2 separate regions of the Homo sapiens genome follow, and region 2 is linked to region 1. A link is a contact called in ENCODE Hi-C or POLR2A ChIA-PET data. All regions are on one chromosome and are shown on one strand. The core of a region is the stretch at or near the end of the contact, and the rest is flanking DNA. Distances in the headings are between cores, read along the strand shown. Region 1 holds the start of YY1-DT (YY1 divergent transcript). Region 2 holds the start of KLC1 (kinesin light chain 1).

The links. A loop is a pair of places that touch in the nucleus more often than their neighbours do. ChIA-PET counts read pairs that join two places held with the same protein, here RNA polymerase II (POLR2A). Pooled maps may share reads with other maps.
Region 2: a loop to region 1 is called in a pooled map, with 25 times the contacts of the local background. The contact joins the promoter of KLC1 here to the promoter of YY1-DT in region 1. A Hi-C loop is called at or near these places in 6 of 50 pooled maps. POLR2A ChIA-PET finds 5 or more read pairs at or near these places in 2 of 52 experiments (H1 and WTC11).

What each region holds. Positions count from the first base shown.
Region 1 is chr14:100,237,000-100,240,303 of GRCh38, forward strand. YY1-DT (YY1 divergent transcript) reads right to left here and starts at 1,622. Exons shown (of 2, transcript NR_189150.1): 1 at 1,472-1,622. It overlaps YY1 (YY1 transcription factor), which reads left to right and starts at 2,145. Exons shown (of 5, transcript NM_003403.5): 1 at 2,145-2,924. The coding sequence starts at 2,246. RefSeq lists enhancers at 1,207-2,059, 2,897-3,056 and silencers at 1,297-1,896, 1,957-2,036, 2,187-2,256, 2,747-2,796, 3,067-3,304.
Region 2 is chr14:103,627,678-103,630,981 of GRCh38, forward strand. It overlaps KLC1 (kinesin light chain 1), which reads left to right and starts at 1,534. Exons shown (of 17, transcript NM_001394837.1): 1 at 1,534-1,817. It overlaps LOC105370688 (a long non-coding RNA gene), which reads right to left and starts at 1,466. Exons shown (of 3, transcript XR_944248.2): 1 at 1,355-1,466; 2 at 62-248. RefSeq lists an enhancer at 572-661 and silencers at 1,102-1,301, 1,392-1,751, 1,802-1,921, 2,012-2,061, 2,102-2,281.

The DNA of each region.
Region 1 (3,304 bases), core at 372-2,871:
GATCTACAGCTCAGAAACCAGGATGCTTAATGGGTAATTCCCTCATTTCTCTTGCTCTCACAATTGGTGTTTATGGGGAAGTATCAACTACTTGCAGTGCCATTTCCCCATCAATTACTAGAGAGTGGGGAAAGTGAAATTTAAAAAGCATTAAGACATGTAAAAGTTCTCCCACAACTGGTTTCCATTCATGAAATATTTATGCAGAGTTTATAAGCTATAAAGCCAGAGATGACTTAATTCAACAGATTTGACTTTTCCAAACTGAGTGGGTGCAGTACTCCAAGGGGAATTATTCAGGTTTCAAAGCTCAGATTCAAAGAGAAAACGATCTAATTTGTCACTCCTTACACTAATATTCTCAAAAGTCAAGTCCAATGCGATTTAGCAATAAGAAGGGACTAGGATTTATAAAGTTGCCTTTTAATGAGAATGTATAGTCTACTTGTTTTAACAAGTTGAGCCTAAGATTAATGTATTGCGTACAGTTCAGAAAATCATGGGCCTCAACTGCATGAACACTATTACAAAACAGTAAATGTTGATAATATTTAAGTTGAACAAATTCACAGAGGCGTTAAATCGGCCAAACGAGTACAACAAAGACACACCTTTCCAACTCTTCAATTTGTCATAGTTTCCTTAAAAATCAGGAAATCTTTGTTTTGCTTTAAGGCAAATTGTCAGGTCGACCAAAAGGACAGATAAGAGCAGAAACACTTCGCTGCAATGTAACTCATTCAGGAAGGTTTAACTTGCCGCTAATCCGTGCCACAAAAAAAAATCTAGGCTCTGTTGCAGGTACAATGGAGGACACGGCTGAAAAAATTTGGAATTTTAAATGAGACAAATGCAAAACCTGGTGGGCGTAAAAAGGAGCACCTATGAAAGTGACAAATAGGGGGAAAGGGTGGGCAAGGGAAACAATGGCTGACTGGAGAGCAAAGAAGGGGAAGCTCAGGAGAAAATTTTAGAAAGCCGCCAGGACCCTGTAGTTCTAAGATCTACGGGGAAACAGGCACCCAACGGCTGCGTCTCAGGTTTCCGCGGGTCACTAAAGAATAACGGACATCCTCCCAACGGTGGCCCTGGGGCTCCGCGGGCGCTTCCGCCGAGCTCGCGCCGACCCCGCGCTCGGCCCCGCACCCCGCCGGGCGCTCGCGGCGAGATACCGGACGCTGCCCGCGTCGCCCGATTTTGTCCGTTCGGTCCTCCACACTCACCCCGCGGCCATCGCTCGCCCGAAGCCAGGCGACAAGAACAAACACCTCCCGACGCGAAAAAGGAAGCACAGGCGATTCTCGTCAAAGCAGACTTTATTGGGGCGACAGGGCCGCCCCGCACGCGCCAGCCGCTCCCCGCGCGGCCCCCGGGCCGCCCACCCGCCTCAACCCCGCTCCCGGCCGGCCCCTCCCTCCCTTCTCCTCAGGCTCCCGCCCCCGTGGTGCCCGGGGCCGCGCGGACCGCTCACCGGCTCCCAAGGCAGCGGCTGTAGCGGCGACGCCCCGTTCCCGAGTGCGGCCCCGGCCCGAGGCGGCGGGTTTTGTGGCTGTTGCACCGCGAAGGGCGGCAGCCGCGCGACACCGGGAAGCGGGAGGCGGTGGCGGCGGCGGCGGCGCGCTGACGTCACGCGCCGCGGGCCAGCCAGGGCGCGTGCGAGCCGCCCCGCCCCCGGTCCCATCGGCCCCAATCCGGGAGGAGCCCGGCGAGTGGGCGGGGCCGCGGAGGCCAGCGGACAGATCGATTGGCCGAGAGGAGAATCGAGAGGGCGAACGGGCGAGTGGCAGCGAGGCGGGGCGGGCTGAGGCCAGCGCGGAAGTCTCGCGAGGCCGGGCCCGAGCAGAGTGTGGCGGCGGCGGCGAGATCTGGGCTCGGGTTGAGGAGTTGGTATTTGTGTGGAAGGAGGCGGAGGCGCAGGAGGAAGGGGGAAGCGGAGCGCCGGCCCGGAGGGCGGGAGGAGGCGCGGCCAGGGCGGGCGGTTGCGGCGAGGCGAGGCGAGGCGGGGAGCCGAGACGAGCAGCGGCCGAGCGAGCGCGGGCGCGGGCGCACCGAGGCGAGGGAGGCGGGGAAGCCCCGCCGCCGCCGCGGCGCCCGCCCCTTCCCCCGCCGCCCGCCCCCTCTCCCCCCGCCCGCTCGCCGCCTTCCTCCCTCTGCCTTCCTTCCCCACGGCCGGCCGCCTCCTCGCCCGCCCGCCCGCAGCCGAGGAGCCGAGGCCGCCGCGGCCGTGGCGGCGGAGCCCTCAGCCATGGCCTCGGGCGACACCCTCTACATCGCCACGGACGGCTCGGAGATGCCGGCCGAGATCGTGGAGCTGCACGAGATCGAGGTGGAGACCATCCCGGTGGAGACCATCGAGACCACAGTGGTGGGCGAGGAGGAGGAGGAGGACGACGACGACGAGGACGGCGGCGGTGGCGACCACGGCGGCGGGGGCGGCCACGGGCACGCCGGCCACCACCACCACCACCATCACCACCACCACCACCCGCCCATGATCGCTCTGCAGCCGCTGGTCACCGACGACCCGACCCAGGTGCACCACCACCAGGAGGTGATCCTGGTGCAGACGCGCGAGGAGGTGGTGGGCGGCGACGACTCGGACGGGCTGCGCGCCGAGGACGGCTTCGAGGATCAGATTCTCATCCCGGTGCCCGCGCCGGCCGGCGGCGACGACGACTACATTGAACAAACGCTGGTCACCGTGGCGGCGGCCGGCAAGAGCGGCGGCGGCGGCTCGTCGTCGTCGGGAGGCGGCCGCGTCAAGAAGGGCGGCGGCAAGAAGAGCGGCAAGAAGAGTTACCTCAGCGGCGGGGCCGGCGCGGCGGGCGGCGGCGGCGCCGACCCGGGCAACAAGAAGTGGGAGCAGAAGCAGGTGCAGATCAAGACCCTGGAGGGCGAGTTCTCGGTCACCATGTGGTCCTCAGGTGAGCGCCGGCCGCGCGCCCCGGCCCCGGGATGTTTTTGTTTTGAAGGGAAGCCATGTTTTATGTGTGTGATGGGCGCCGCCATCTTCTTCGCCAGGGCAAGTATGGCGGCCCCAAAAGATGGCGGGCCGTGCGGCGGCGGGGGCGCGGCGGCGGCGGCGGGCGGCGGGCCGCGAAGATGGCGGCAGGCCGCGGGGGGGAGGGGCCGGCGCCGCCCGGCTAGGCCGCAATGGCGTAGTTTCTCCGAGAGGGGGAAGCGCCGCGCGGGGCGGAGACGGCCGGGGGAGGGGCCGGCGCGCTCGCTCCCCGACGCCCTCGCTCCCCGCGCCCGCATCAACGGGCGCGCCCGCCGGCCCGTTGTGGCGGCAGCTGCGCGCCCC
Region 2 (3,304 bases), core at 284-2,783, 3.4 Mb after region 1:
AGTCAGGGTGACAAAGATACCCTAACTCAAAGAAATATTGAGGAAGTAGAATCTTTTCCACCTGTTGTAGTAGGGCGTAAGGGAGCGGTGCAGGCATCCCAGGTTTCTGGCTAGGGTTGTGGGTGAGCAGAGGGGACAGTTACTGGGCGCAGCGGCACAGAAAGAATGAGCAGTCGATGCTTGGCGGTGCCCAGCCCAGTGGCTGAACTTAGTGACATCCAAGCTGCAGTCTGGCTGAAATCACTAACCTGAAAGTGGTATGGAGAAAGTTTGTTTGACCCTGACTCAGTGCCTCTCCCCGGGCCAACCCTACCGTGTTACCTAGGAGCTCCCCCTTTGTCTTTATAAATGAGATAAAAGTAACCAGACCTCCCTGGAAAAACCGAGGAGCACTTGCTTCTCTGGTGACTGCGGGGCCTAACTGCAGGGTTCACAAAGGGCTGCTGGTGCTGGGTGATAACATCGGAAAGGAACAGCAGTTCACAAGATGGGGCTGGGGGACTGGCCCAGGAACCCCTCCAGGTTAAATGATGCCTCCGGGCCCCGCACTTGGGACGTCTGCAGGCACTGGGAGGGTTTTTCCCAAGCCGCTGGCAGCAGCGAGCGGAGCCTCGCCCATTGAATCAGCATGCCCTCCCGGCTGGCTGCTGAGTCAGGCCTGCGGAGCCGGCGAAGCCGCAGGACTTGACCCAGGCGCGCTCCGCTGCCCTTCAGGCCGGGCTGGAGGTCGAGGCCCTGCAGCCAGGGAGATGCGCCGGTGGCTGCGTGGGGACAGAGGGGGGTTGTCTCCCACCCTCACAGTCTACACCCCGGCCCTTCCCCTTTGCCCGTCTGAGGCGCAGTTTGTGTCGAGGGGGAGCGCCTGGAAAGTTTCCTCGTACAGATACGAGGGTCCAAAAGCCCCGAGGAGAGGGAATAATGAGAAGGGGAGGGCGCAGGGTTAGAGGTCAGGGTCTCGACCAAAGGCTGTCGGTTTTCCTGGAGGAGGGAGAAAGGCCTGGCCGGGATCATCTGATTCCGGGGCCTCCCGAAGGCCTCCTAGCTGGGTTTTGGGGGGACCGAAACGAGCGCATGAAGCTCGCGGGCCTGGGAGTGGGGTGGGGCGGGAGCCCAGTGGTGGCGGCTGCGGCCGGGCCTGCACCGTCCCCGGCCGCATTCTGGTAGGGCCCACAGTCCGGCTGGAAGGGAAGCTGCCGAAGCGCTCGGTCATCGCGGCTGCGGAGTCGGAGAGGCCAGGGCCTGGCCGCCCACCCCGCGAGCCGCGCCCTGCCCCGAGCGCCCCACCCCCGTCCGCGTTACAACCGGGAGGCCCGCTGGGTCCTGCACCGTCACCCTCCTCCCTGTGACCGCCCACCTGATACCCAAACAACTTTCTCGCCCCTCCAGTCCCCAGCTCGCCGAGCGCTTGCGGGGAGCCACCCAGCCTCAGTTTCCCCAGCCCCGGGCGGGGCGAGGGGCGATGACGTCATGCCGGCGCGCGGCATTGTGGGGCGGGGCGAGGCGGGGCGCCGGGGGGAGCAACACTGAGACGCCATTTTCGGCGGCGGGAGCGGCGCAGGCGGCCGAGCGGGACTGGCTGGGTCGGCTGGGCTGCTGGTGCGAGGAGCCGCGGGGCTGTGCTCGGCGGCCAAGGGGACAGCGCGTGGGTGGCCGAGGATGCTGCGGGGCGGTAGCTCCGGCGCCCCTAGCTGGTGACTGCTGCGCCGTGCCTCACACAGCCGAGGCGGGCTCGGCGCACAGTCGCTGCTCCGCGCGCGCGCCCGGCGGCGCTCCAGGTGCTGACAGCGCGAGAGAGCGCGGCCCTCAGGAGCAAGGCGGTGAGTCCCCGGCGTGCGCCCCGGACCGCGGCCCCCTCCTCATCCTCCGCCCCGTCCCTGTCCCGCTCCTCTTCGGACCCGCCCCGGCCGTAACTCTGTCCCCATCCAGGCCTCCTTCCCGGTTTGGGTCCCGGCCCCTCTCCGTTCCCACCCCGGTACCCGCCCCAGTTCACCGCCCCGGCCGGTCCGCGACCCCTTCCAGGTTCAGGTCGGGTTCTTGTCCCCGGCCCTTTTGCCAGCCCCGGCTCCCGGCGCCGCGCGTCCTCCCCATCCGCGTCCCACTGCAGGTTCCGGTCCCCGGCCCTGCCCAGGGCCCCGCCCTGGCCCCGCATCCCCGGCTTGGCCCTGCTGCGGGCGGCGGCGGCCGTTCCCGGGGACAGCTGTGGACCCCGGGAACCCGCGACAGGGGAGGTGGCTGACCCCGGGATCGCGGCGGGCGGGGAGGCCGGAGGCCCGGCGGGGCTGGCTTTGTCCGATTCCTCCTCTTCCTTCCACCCCCGCCTCTCCCGGCACCGCCCTGAGCGGACGCGCCTGTCATTCTCGCGGGCGGCGGGGGGCCGGGTCCCTCCCGAGAGCTGGCTCCGCTTTGCCTCCTTGGCGACCCCTTATTTTCAGTAACCAGATGCGAAACGTTTCAGGCGACCCTGTTCACCTAGGCTGGCGTTGCTCCAACTAAACTTGAAGCAGCCTCCGTCCTGGAATGCTTTTTCCATGTAAAATTGGGTGTACCCTTTTCCTTAAGAAAATTAAAATAAAGCGTAAAAGTAGTGAAATTAATGCGTGATGGAGTGGATGGTTTTATAACTTAACATTTGTAGGTCATTTCTAGGTATATTTGTATTAGAATTGTTGCTGCCTGTTACTGTTTTATTATTTAAATGAATTAAGAATTTACATATTAAGCGTTTGAAAAGGAATACTTACAAAAATGATGTTTTTTAAAAATGTGAGAACAAAAAATTTGAGATATACTATTTCAGGTGTTCTGTAAAAGGGCAGTTAGAGCTTTGATTCTTTGCATTAGTTAAATCCCAAGGCCTTTTTTTTTGGTACGGCATGACTAAGCCATTGATCAGAATCAGCTCGGAATACATTGCACTAGTTTAGTGAAAGACACTTTAGAAAACTGGAAGAACCTCCTGAAGTTATATTACAGACATGGCCTTGCTTCTTTCAGGGATTGTCAGCAAGCCTGTTATGGTGAGAAATTTGACCTATTGCTCTGTTTCCTAAATATTTGTAGGAATACAATGATACTAAGTATGAAGTATATTTCAACTTGTATGGAATTCTGTGTGGGAGGGTAGGCACTCTAAAGAGCCAGTGTCTCTCCAAGTCATCAAAGAATGCAGCATCATGTTGCAGTTGAGCCTGGCAGCCCTGTCTGGCACTGAGTGCTGTGGAGGACCCAGGTGGTAACCTCTAACCCTACTGCAGCCTTGGCATTGTCTTAGAGAAAAGCATCCAGACATGCACAGGACTCTGGA